Regions from separate parts of the Homo sapiens genome. Here all the other regions are linked to region 1. Evidence: chromatin contacts called from ENCODE Hi-C or POLR2A ChIA-PET data. All regions are on one chromosome and are shown on one strand. Each heading gives the region's core, a stretch centred on a gene start or an enhancer-like site at or near the end of the contact. The rest is flanking DNA. Distances are from core to core; before and after follow the strand shown.

Region 1 (2,700 bases), core at 199-2,698:
TCCTTTCTTTGCTTCTGGTTCTACAGAGACTCCTTTCTGAACCACGACGAAGGTATAAAAATTGTTGTCTTGACCCAGGGACTATAACAGATAGTCTAGGGAAAAAAAAGAAAAAGTAAAAAAAAGTTAAACTTTACTTATCCTTGAAAGCTTTTATTTCTTAAAATAAATATTACCAAAAAAAGTAAACACTGAAAAAAAATCAAGATTTTAACAAACTGATATTGATTCAACAAATTATTTTTTGAGCAACTTTTTAAGTGTCAAGTTCTAGGTGTAGTAGTAAAAGCAGACAGAAATCTTTGCCTTCGTGGGGCATCCTATTTTATGATTATAAAAGTATGGATTATTTTAATGAGTTAATTTTTAAAAATCACTAATTAGAACATTATGACTGCCACATACAAGTTTCTAATTCCAAGAAGAAATAATGATCACCATTTTCATATAGGTTTCTTCAGTTGAGTCCTTTATTCTCACAGACAACTCAGACAGTAATTGACACAGCAATGAATTCTAAGGAGATAATCAAGCAGGTGCAGTTCATCAAAAACCATAAACAAACTTATTACCTTATCCACTGGAATTAGAGCTGTACATGAAAAATGGGTAGAGGTTAAGTTGGCTTTCTTCTGTGAATCGAGCTATTAGATCCCTACCACTCCCACCACTCCTACCATCATTACTAGAACGCATGTTAGTCAAAATACTCTACATCCCACTGTGGCAAACCAAGCTGAGTCTATCAGAATCCTTGTCAGGCAATGTTCTATCTGCAGTTGGACAAAGAGTTAAACCTATTTTTTATTTCTGACTGCCAAGCTGTTGACTTTAAGGATGTCCTTAGTCAATAATATCCTATACCTCATGTGGAAGATGGTTTTGAGGTAATAATGCTGACAAGCAGCGGCAAAAGAGAAGTGGGAAGTCAAGATGACATCAATCTCTGATTCTAGGCATCCCTAAGATCAGTTTCACCTGTGCACCAGACGTTTGGTTTTGTAAGGCAACATATCTCCCTCTTTAGCCTGAAGTTATGATGAAGTGGGTTTATATCACTTGCAGACTACTACAATAGTCAAGTTAAGATGTCCAATAGACAGTTTGATATATAAATCTGAAGCCAAGGAGAAGTTTTGCAATCATCAGATTATGACTAAAGCAATGAATGATCTCTAGGCAAAACGGTATCATGACAAGCAAAGTGTGCTCAACAGAGTCCTCTGAGTAAGAACAGCATTTAAATCATAGGTAGAAAAAGAGAAGTCTACTAAGGAGGTTTGGGTGTTACCAGAATTAGAAGAGGAAAATCCGTTAAATGTGGTGTCACTGGAGCCTGTTTCAAGGAGAAAGTGGGTGGCAGTATTAACTGCCACTGAGATAGGAAAGACTGAGGACTATTCCTTAGACTGTGCAGCAAACACAGTGTGGCGCTGGCAACAGCAGTTTCAGTAAAGTAGTGTGGGTAGACATCAGATTACAGGAGGTTAAGTGAGTGAAAGGAAAGCAGCAGAGTCAACAAGTGTAGACAATGTTTGCAAGAAAAATGGATATAAAGTTTAAAAAGTAGAGTGGTAGAATGAAGAAAATGAGCCTTCCTTGAAATGAAAAGATCAAAGACTAAAGATGTATCAATTTGACTGTGTTCAAAGAGATGTTAACATTTTTGTCCCAAATGGCGAAATATAAATCACTTATTTGTAAATTCTGGAAAGAGACCTCACACATTTATAAGCTTTGCCAACTATAGATCAGTAACAACCACATTACAGGATCACAGAGTCCTGAACATTAAGTGAAATTAAATTCCTCCCTTTTGCTTTTTCCAAAGCCACGACTCTAAACCTGGAAAGACAGAAGTGACGGTGATTTTTGTAGCTGTACAGATAAAGATGTAATGTAAAGTTAAGGCACACACCCTCAGTGTCACAAATCTGGGTAGTATAACAAGGCATGAATTCAGGACCCTGATTCTACAGTCCAGAGGACAAGTCCTCTAACATACAGGAAAATAACATGTTAAGATTTAAGCATACATCCAAGGAATATCAAAAGAAAGAAAAGTTTACATTTTTGCCATTAATTAAAATTCAGAACCTGGAATGTTTATTTAAGCAGAGATGAACATTCCTTATCTTACCCAAACTCTAAATCAAGGAAGTGGCAGTCTTTGGCCAATGAATTGGGTAAATACTGTGAAGTTTTATAAGCTCAAAGAATAGTATCACTTATTTCCTCCATCCAATCCTCTTAGCAGGAATATAAGAGAAAAGGCTTAAATATACAGTCTCATGAACATTATTTCAGTGCTGCTATTTAATAAGTTTAATTTCACCCTGGATCAAAAATCTTGCCCATTAAGAAGCCTTTGTGAAATTAAAAAAAAAATTTTTTTTCAGATAGGGTCTCACTGTGTTGCCCAGGCTGGAATGCAGTGGCATGATCACAGATCACTGCAGCCTTGACTTTCTGAGCTCAGGTGATCCTCCTGCCTTAGCCTCCCAAGTAGCTGGGACTACAGATGTGTGCTGCCACACTTTGCTAATTTTTTATTTTGTGTAGAGACAGGGTCTCACTGTTTTGCCCAGGCTGAGCTCAAACTGCTGAGCTCACACTTCAGCCTCCCAAAGTGCTGGCATTATAGACATGAGCCACCGCACCTGGCCTAAAGTACAATAACTTCTATTGCTACATATTTCC
Region 2 (2,700 bases), core at 53-2,552, 36 kb before region 1:
ACTTACCTGTGCACATGATCTAATGCAACGAAGAGTCCCTAACAGGTTACACCTGGTGAGTATGCAGACGTAGAGATCTTCTTTGTCTTAAAACAGGTTTTAGCTGTGGCACGGACATTTTGGACCCAATCAATCTTTGTGGTGGGGGCTGTCCTGTACATCACAGCATATTTACCAGCATCCCTACTTTCCACTCCCCAGAGCCTGCACCACCCCCTCCTCAAGCTGTGATGACCAAAACTGTCTCCTGACATTGCTCTAATGTCTCCATGGGGAGCAAAATCACTCCCTATGGGAACCAGTGTCATAAACCATTTTAGAGGCAAACTACAAACTAACTCCCCAAACTGTGATGGTGGAAATAGTCTATAACTTCCTAATACAGCAGCTGATCACTACATGACACTGCTAAGCACCTGAAATGTGGCTAAGTATGAGGAGAATTCTTAATTTAATTTCATTTTAATTAAGTCCTACATATACTATAAGGACAAGATGCTTCATCATGGAAAGCTGTGTAGATATCTGATACCTCTGTTAAAAATCATGTGGTTGATAGGCAATAAAAACTTACAGAAAGGGTTTCACCATGTTGTCCAGGCTGGTCTCAAACTATCCACCCACCTCCATCTCCAAAAGAGCTGGGATTACAGTTGTGAGTCACTGCACCAGGCATAAATGTTTTATTAGTCCTATTTCTATCCATTTAATTTTCATTCTGACTAGGTATTTGTTAAATTAAGAGGTGAACTGTGAAGTTAAAGATTACAATGATAGAAATTTAAATTCTCTTTTAAATCAAAAAGTTTTAAGTTGTTTTTTGCATGATAGGAATCATGACTGAAAATATAAGAATGCAAAAAAGGTGCTCTAACTGAATTCTGGTAAATAATTCCTTCCTTGAAAGAAAAGAAAAACTAAACAAAATTTAAAGGAAAGGCCAACCAGGATTGAAAGAAAACATTTATTGAATCAAAATCAATACTTTCTTTTTAGTATCTACAAGCCAACACAGAACTCATTTTATTCAAGAATGAACACAATGTACAAAAAAAGTATGCTTATATTATAAAAATATGTCAATTTTATCTTCTGGGTGCTTAGCAGAAGTCATTTTAAACAAAATCAAGGCAAACTTGTTCTCTATAATGAGTCTGCTATAATTTAACAACAAAGTGAAAGCTAATGTACTTACGAAGTATTTTTAAAGGCCCACTGATAATGCTGCACTGGAAATGCTAAACCCAATGTTAACTAAAGTCAACATTTCCGCTCTACGCTTACTGGCACCACTTCATGCCTACATCATGGGAAAGTACCTCTTTTACAGAATGCAGATCACTGCTAACAATCCACATGACTAAGTCTTCAGTTTCCCTTGCTTAACATTTGTTAGCATATATTTCAGCAAAGATTAACAGTATAATGAATGTTGAGTAGTAAAATCCTATTTAATTCGCTTCAATTTAAAAATGAGATATGCTGCTATGGGGAACAAATGACCTCTTGAGATTTACAACCCCCTTTATAAAAGTGGGAAAGCTGCCTCCCTAAAAAAAATTATGTCCAAGGTTAATACCGTATCTTTTTTTGTAGTTTTCTTATTTCTTGATTTTATTGGCACCTCCCAGGCACTTTGGCATGTGCTCCTGTATAAAGTGTAGTTACTGTGCCTGTAGAGTTAGTGGCAGCTGCAGAGTAGTTATAGGCTGACAAGTCCACTTTTGGCTTACCATGGAGATCTGCTCCAACACATGCTGGTCGTTGGAGCAGCAAAAAAAAAAAAAAAAAAAAAAAAAACAGCGATTTGGAAAAAGACTAAAATCATGAGTCAGGGAAAAGGATCACGGCTTCCCGTACTATTGTTCCAGGAGTTATATGACAAGTAGAAAAATTGTACTAATTTAAAGAGTCAGTCAAAATAGAAGTAGACTAAATAGCATGAGTGCTGATAATGCCAAGAAAATCCAATCTCTCTTCTAAAGAGCTTGCACACAGCACATAGCAATGTCCCTGGCCAAGAAACTGACCGTGCCTGGCTGAGCAGAATGACAACAGTACTCAGGCAAATTCCACAATGCAACATCCACTTGGTGAATCAGTGACAATGGATGAATTCAACTTACTTTAGAAGTTGTTATTAAACAAACTGCAAAATGTCTACTCCGAAGATGCAAATGTTTTTCCTTGGCAGATCCTCTCTGTGCTTGGGATTGACACAAAGGCTCAAAACTGCAAAATACAAAGATCAAGTAATCTGGTGCCCCGCTGTACTGGGTAAATTAAATTTTAAAAAGTGGAGGAGAAATGCTTTCACATTTTACCTACATAAACCTAATGTTTGTTCAGTTGCCTGTTTTGCAAGAATCTTGGACTAAGGTAAATGAAGGCAGAAGATAAAGTGATCCCTGTTCCTTTATTCCAAGTTAAAGTTTTTAATTAAGCCCCATTTGTTATATGAAATGTTAATCCTACCAAATGTAGTTAGATAGGCTTGAATTGGACATAGGATTTAAACAAACATTTTAATGAGAACACAAACCACTGACTCTGGCTTAACACCACACTCTAACAGAAAAGAAGAAACCTTTACAGAAATATTTGAAATATACAAAATTCGTGCAAGGACAAACATATTTTAGAACCTGAGCAAAGGCTTCGTACAGGTTGTTTTCACTGGCAATAATTCAGCCAGGTCGG
Region 3 (2,855 bases), core at 28-2,527, 45 kb after region 1:
TGATGTTAACATGTCAATTCTCCCCAATTTGATCAATATAGTCAACACAATTCTAATAAGAATCCCAGCTGACCTTTTTGTAGAATAAACTGGCATGTTTATTCTAAAATCCTACAGTTTAGTCGGGCATGGTGGTGCACACCTGTAATCCCAGCTACTCGGAAGGCCGAGGCAGGAGGATCGCTTGAACCCAGGAGACAGAGGTTGCAGTGAGCCAAGATCATGCCACTGCACTACGGCCAGGGTGACAGAGTGAGACTCTGCCTCAAAATAAATAAAATAAATTAATTAAATAAAATCATATGGAAATGGCAAAGAGCTAGATCAATCAAAACGGCTTTTAAAAAGGGCAAAAATTTTGGAAGCCTTATACAACCAGAATTCAAGGTTTATTATAAAGCTACAAAAACACTGTACTAGTAGGCAGAGAGACTTAACAGGTCAATAAAACAAAACTGAGAGTCCAGAAATACAACTACACACATGTAGTCAACTTATTTTCCATAAGGGTACAAAGGCAATCCAGCAGAGAAAGGATAGCTTTCTCAACAAATGAAGCTGGAACAACTGAATATTCATACCGCATGCCAAAATTAACTCAAAATCAATCACAGACCTAAAGGTAAAACCATAAAACTTCCATAAAATCTTTGTGGCCTTATCTTGGGCAAAGATTAGTAAACTAAAACACAAAAGCACAATCCACTTAAAAAAGACAAAGTAATAATTTCATTCAAATACTAATTTCTGCTATTTGCAAGACACTGTTAACAGAATGAAAGATAAGCCTCAGAAATAAAAGGCATCCAAACAGAAAAGGAAGAAGAGAGGGGCCAGGCGCGGTGGCTCATGCCTGTAATCCCAGCACTTTGGGAGGCCGAGGCAGGCAGATCACGAGGTCAGGAGATGGAGACCATCCTGGCTAACATGGCAAAACCCCGCCTCCACTAAAAATACAAAAAATCAGCCGGGCGTCGTGGCAGGCACCTGTAGTCCCAGCTACAAGGGAGGCTGAGGCAGCAGAATGGTGTGAACCCGGGAGGCAGAGCTTTCAGTGAGCCAAGATCACGCCACTGCACTACAGCCTGGGTGACAGAGCAAGACTCCGTCTAAAAAAAAAAAAGAAAAGAAAAGAAAAAGAAAAGGGAGGAGGAGCCAAGATGGCCGAATAGGAACAGCTCCCGTCTACAGATCCCAGCGTGAGCGACACAGAAGACGGGTGATTTCTGCATTTCCATCTGAGGTACTGGGTTCATCTCACTAGGGAGAGCCAGATCGTGGGCGCAGGTCAGTGGGTGCGCACACCGTTTGCAAGCCAAAGTAGGGCGAGGCATTGCCTCACTCGGGAAGTGCAAGGGGTCAGGGAGTTCCCTTTCCTAGTCAAAGAAAGGGGTGACGGACGGCACCTGGAAAATCGGGTCACTCCCACCCAAATACTGTGCTTTTCCGAGGGGCTTAAAAAACAGCGCACCACGAGATTATATCCCGCGCCTGGCTCGGAGGGTCCTACGCCCACGGAGTATCGCTGATTGCTAGCACAGCAGACTGAGATCAAACTGCAAGGCAGCAGCCAGGCTGGGGGAGGGGCACCCACCATTGCCCAGGCTTGCTTAGGTAAACAAAGCAGCCTGGAAGCTCAAACTGGGTGGAGCCCACCACAGCTCAAGGAGGCCTGCCTGCCTCTGTAGGCTCCACCTCTTGGGGCAGGGCACAGACAAACAAAAAGCAGTAACCTCTGCAGACTTAAATGTCCCTGTCTGACAGCTTTGAAGAGAGCACTGGCACTCCCAGCACGCAGCTGGAGACCTGAGAACGGGCAGACTGCCTCCTCAAGTGGGTCCCTGACCCCTAACCCCCGAGAAGCCTAACTGGGAGGCACCCCCCAGCAGGGGCACACTGACACCTCACACAGCAAGGTACTCCAACAGACCGGCAGCTGAGGGTCCTGTCTGTTAGAAGGAAAACTAACAAACAAAAAGGACATCCACACCAAAAACCCATCTGTACATCACCATCATCAAAGACCAAAAGTAGATAAAACCACAAAGATGGGGAAAAAACAGAACGGAAAAACTGGAAACTCTAAAAAGCAGAGCGCCTCTCCTCCTCCAAAGGAATGCAGTTCCTCACCAGCAACAGAACAAAGCTGGACAGGGAATGACTTTGACGAGCTGAGTGAAGAAGGCTTCAGACGATCAAATTACTCTGAGCTACTGGAGGACATTCAAACCAAAGGCAAAGAAGTTGAAAACTTTGAAAAAAAATTTAGAAGAATGTATAACTAGAATAACCAATACAGAGAAGTGCTTAAAGGAGCTGATGGAGCTGAAAACCAAAGCTCAAGAACTACGGGAAGAATGCAGAAGCCTCAGGAGCCGATGTGATCAACTGGAAGAAAGGGTATCAGCGATGGAAGATGAGATGAATGAAATGAAGTGAGAAGGGAAGTTCAGAGAAAAAAGAATAAAAAGAAACGAGCAAAGTCTTCAAGAAATATGGGACTATGTGAAAAGACCAAATCTACGTCTGATTGGTATACCTGAAAGTGATGGGGAGAATGGAACCAAGTTGGAAAACACTCTGCAGGATATTATCCAGGAGAACTTCCCCAATCTAGCAAGGCAGGCCAACGTTCAGATTCAGGAAATACAGAGAACGCCACAAAGATACTCCTTGAGAAGAGCAACTCCAAGACACATAATTGTCAGATTCACCAAAGTTGAAATCAAGGAAAAAATATTAAGGGCAGCCAGAGAGAAAAGTCGGGTTACCCACAAAGGGAAGCCCATCAGACTAACAGCGGATCTCTCGGCAGAAACCCTACAAGCCAGAAGAGAGTGTGGGCCAATATTCAA
Region 4 (2,788 bases), core at 80-2,579, 56 kb before region 1:
TTAATGTTTTTGTAGAGACGGGGTCTACTAATTTTGCCCAAGCTGGTCTTGAACTCCTAGGCTCAAGTGATTCTCCTGCCTTGGCTTTCCAAAGTGTTGGGATTACACTTACGAGCCACTGTGCCCAGACTTTGATTATTTTTTGTCAAATAGAAATAAAATTGATTTTTTAATGTTGTTCCAGTGTCCAACAGTCTTACCAAACTCACTGAATCCTAATAATAATAATAATCTCAGATTTTCTATATAGACATGTAATCTGCAGCTAAAGGCAGTTCTATTTCTTCCTTTCTAATTCTTATGCCTTTTATTTTTTCAGTTACCCAGAACTTCCAATATAATGAATAGAAGTGATGATAGAGAAAAACTGTCAACAATAAATACACTGTGTGCAGTAAGTTTTATGTATTAACTCTTTGTCAGATTAAGAAAGTTCCCTTCGATTTATAATTTGCTGGAACTTTTTAATTATTAATAAATGTCAGACTCTATCAAATGCTTTTTCTGCATGTATTGAAATAATTGTGGGTTCTTGCTCCTTTATTCTATTAACATGTCCCAATTACTATGGCTGTGTAACAAATCAACCCAAAATTTAGTGGCATGAAACAACCATTTATTATGCTTGTTTATTGTTCAGGAATTTGCACAGGGTTTAGAAAAGCTGGCTTTTCTGTGCTCCACAGTGATTAAGGCCTTAGCTGAAAGATTCAGGCTCAGGACAGGAATTATTTGAAAGCTCATAGCTGAGAGTTAATGCTGGCTGTTGTTTGAGGCCTCTATTCCTGACCACGTGAACCTCTCCATGTGATCTCTCCATATGGGCTGTTTTGGCCTGCCTCAGATCATGGAGGTTGAGTTTCAAGGGCAAGTATCGCAAAAGAGAGAGCCAGGCAAGCTGTATCACAGTGTGTCACCCAGGTTCAGTGACAGGGAAGCAGAGGAAATTGTTGATAAAAAGTAACAAGGTTCTAGAAGACCATGTCAGAGAATATTGCTGTGGCTGTTTTTGAAAAATACAGTCTGCCACCCTGGTGTCCTAGTAGTCATGCCCTTTGCCATTTTCTACTGTATCATCCCCTTGGTTATGATTGAGACCTGTGAGTTGCTTCACAGCAATAGAAAATGGCAAAGGTGGTGTAATGTAGCTGCACGATTATGTTACACTGTATAAGACTCCATCTTGCTAGCAAACTAGCTCTAGGCTCTCCTTGGCTTAATGAAGTGCACATGTTGAGGAGGCACATGGGGACATGAACTGCAGGAGGCCTCTAGGAGCTAAGGGAGGACTGCAGCCAATAGTCAGCAAGAAGCCAGAGCCCTCAGCTCCCCAGCCACAGGAAATAGATTCTGTTAACCATTTGCGTGAGATCGAAAGTGGCTTCTTCCCTAGTTAAGCCTAGACAAAAACAGGCTACAGTTCAGTGATCTCTGAAGGTAGTACTGAAAAATTCAGTGTCCTGTTGGATAAGGTGCTCATCCTTTCTAAATTTCAGTTTCCTAATTTTTAATGACAATATTGTTATCTGTAGGGGTTCAAATAAAGTCCATTCCATTCTGATTGGGAGAGCACAGTGTATATTTTACACTGGAATACTTGAAATGCATTTTATATAACATTTAAAATACATATTTCAAAAATATTTCTTTAAATTATCAATATTAAAAGTAATATTATTTAAATTATTATCAAATAAAATCTCTCTGTCAACAACAGAAAACCCAATTTAAAATGGGCAGAAGGTCGAGCAATGCCTGTAATCCCAATACTTTGGGAGGCCAAGGCAGGAGGATATCTTGAGTTCAGGAGTTTGAGACTAGCCTGGGCAACATAGAGAGACCCCATCTCTACAGAACATTTTAAAAATTAGCCGGGCATGGAGGCGCGTGCCTGCAGTCTCAGCTACTTTGGAGGCCATTCAGGAGCGTCACTTGATCCTGGGAGGTTGAGGCTGCAGTGAGCCGTAATCACACCACTGCACTTCAGCCTGGGTGACAGAGGGAGACTCTGCCAAAAAGGGGTTGGGGGCAGCAAAAATGGCCGAGCACTGTGGCTCACACTAGAATCCCAGCACTTTGGTAGGCTAAGGCAGGAAGATTACTTGAGCCCAAGAGTTCACGACCAGCCTGGGCATCATGGTGAGACCCTGTCTCCACAAAAAATTTAAAGATTAGCCAGGCGTGGTGGCAGATACCTGTAATCCCAGCTACTCAGGAGGCTGAGGTGGGAGGATCGCTTCAGCCCAAGAGATGAGGCTGCAGTGAGCCCTGATTTTGCCACTGCACTCCAGCCTGGGTGACAGAATGATACCCTGTCTTTAAAAAAAAGGTAAAAGATTTGAATAGATATTTCTCCAAAGAAGATAACAGTTGGCCAACAAGCACATGAAAAGTGGTTCAGTGTCACTAATCCACAAGTCAAAATCACAACAAAATACCACCTCACACCCATGAGGATGGTTACTGTCAAAAAAATTGAAAATAACAATTGTTAGAGAGCATGTAGAGATATTAGAAGTCATGTACACTCTTGATGGGAATGTAAGTAATGCAACTGCTTTGGAAAATAATATGTAAGTTCCTCAAAATATTAAACATGGAATTACCATATGATCCAGCAGTTCCACTTCTGGGTACATATATATGTGTGTGTGTGTATATATACATATATGTGTATATATATGTGTGTGTGTATATATACATATATGTGTATATATATATATGTATATATGTGCAAAAGAATTGAGAGTAGGGTCTCAAAGAGATATTTGTACACCCTTGTTCATAG

What was found. A loop is a pair of places that touch in the nucleus more often than their neighbours do. ChIA-PET counts read pairs that join two places held with the same protein, here RNA polymerase II (POLR2A). Pooled maps may share reads with other maps.
Region 2: a loop to region 1 is called in a map of CD8-positive, alpha-beta T cell, with 2.3 times the contacts of the local background. The contact joins two enhancer-like sites. A Hi-C loop is called at or near these places in 6 of 168 maps with a recorded cell type or tissue (CD4-positive, alpha-beta T cell, CD8-positive, alpha-beta T cell, chondrocyte and 1 more), 1 of 37 single-sample maps with no recorded cell type and 11 of 50 pooled maps. POLR2A ChIA-PET finds 5 or more read pairs at or near these places in 17 of 52 experiments (CD4-positive, alpha-beta T cell, CD4-positive, alpha-beta memory T cell, CD8-positive, alpha-beta memory T cell and 12 more).
Region 3: POLR2A ChIA-PET joins it to region 1 with 10 read pairs in MCF 10A. The contact joins two enhancer-like sites. A Hi-C loop is called at or near these places in 7 of 168 maps with a recorded cell type or tissue (B cell, CD4-positive, alpha-beta T cell, CD4-positive, alpha-beta memory T cell and 4 more), 1 of 37 single-sample maps with no recorded cell type and 12 of 50 pooled maps. POLR2A ChIA-PET finds 5 or more read pairs at or near these places in 17 of 52 experiments (CD4-positive, alpha-beta T cell, CD4-positive, alpha-beta memory T cell, CD8-positive, alpha-beta T cell and 13 more).
Region 4: a pooled map shows a loop between it and region 1 (4-fold over the local background). The contact joins two enhancer-like sites. A Hi-C loop is called at or near these places in 1 of 168 maps with a recorded cell type or tissue (CD4-positive, alpha-beta T cell) and 10 of 50 pooled maps. POLR2A ChIA-PET finds 5 or more read pairs at or near these places in 6 of 52 experiments (BJ, CD8-positive, alpha-beta T cell, OCI-LY7 and 3 more).

The regions. Positions count from the first base shown.
Region 1 is chr5:131,356,604-131,359,303 of GRCh38, reverse strand. It overlaps CDC42SE2 (CDC42 small effector 2), which reads right to left. Exons shown (of 5, transcript NM_001375635.1): 3 at 1-95. Among named protein-coding and RNA genes, the nearest start is that of CDC42SE2, 94 kb to the right of the region's middle. RefSeq lists enhancers at 1,172-1,261, 1,282-1,331, 1,352-1,431, 1,522-1,571. Within about 2 kb of position 1,448, at least 7 of the 41 ENCODE cell types and tissues checked have a DNase peak (open chromatin) inside an H3K27ac peak, as active enhancers do; they include CD4-positive, alpha-beta T cell and CD8-positive, alpha-beta T cell, where a contact is called at or near this core.
Region 2 is chr5:131,392,918-131,395,617 of GRCh38, reverse strand. CDC42SE2 (CDC42 small effector 2) reads right to left here. Exons shown (of 5, transcript NM_001375635.1): 5 at 946-2,700. It overlaps LOC105379173 (a long non-coding RNA gene), which reads left to right. Exons shown (of 3, transcript XR_007058929.1): 3 at 1-978. Among named protein-coding and RNA genes, the nearest start is that of CDC42SE2, 130 kb to the right of the region's middle. Within about 2 kb of position 1,302, at least 10 of the 41 ENCODE cell types and tissues checked have a DNase peak (open chromatin) inside an H3K27ac peak, as active enhancers do; they include CD4-positive, alpha-beta T cell and CD8-positive, alpha-beta T cell, where a contact is called at or near this core.
Region 3 is chr5:131,311,258-131,314,112 of GRCh38, reverse strand. All of the region lies in intron 1 of CDC42SE2 (CDC42 small effector 2), which reads right to left. Among named protein-coding and RNA genes, the nearest start is that of CDC42SE2, 49 kb to the right of the region's middle. RefSeq lists a silencer at 1,562-1,783 and an enhancer at 1,524-2,332. Within about 2 kb of position 1,277, at least 4 of the 41 ENCODE cell types and tissues checked have a DNase peak (open chromatin) inside an H3K27ac peak, as active enhancers do; they include CD4-positive, alpha-beta T cell and CD8-positive, alpha-beta T cell, where a contact is called at or near this core.
Region 4 is chr5:131,412,677-131,415,464 of GRCh38, reverse strand. LOC105379173 (a long non-coding RNA gene) reads left to right here. Exons shown (of 3, transcript XR_007058929.1): 2 at 1-394. Among named protein-coding and RNA genes, the nearest start is that of CDC42SE2, 150 kb to the right of the region's middle. Within about 2 kb of position 1,329, at least 3 of the 41 ENCODE cell types and tissues checked have a DNase peak (open chromatin) inside an H3K27ac peak, as active enhancers do; they include CD4-positive, alpha-beta T cell and CD8-positive, alpha-beta T cell, where a contact is called at or near this core.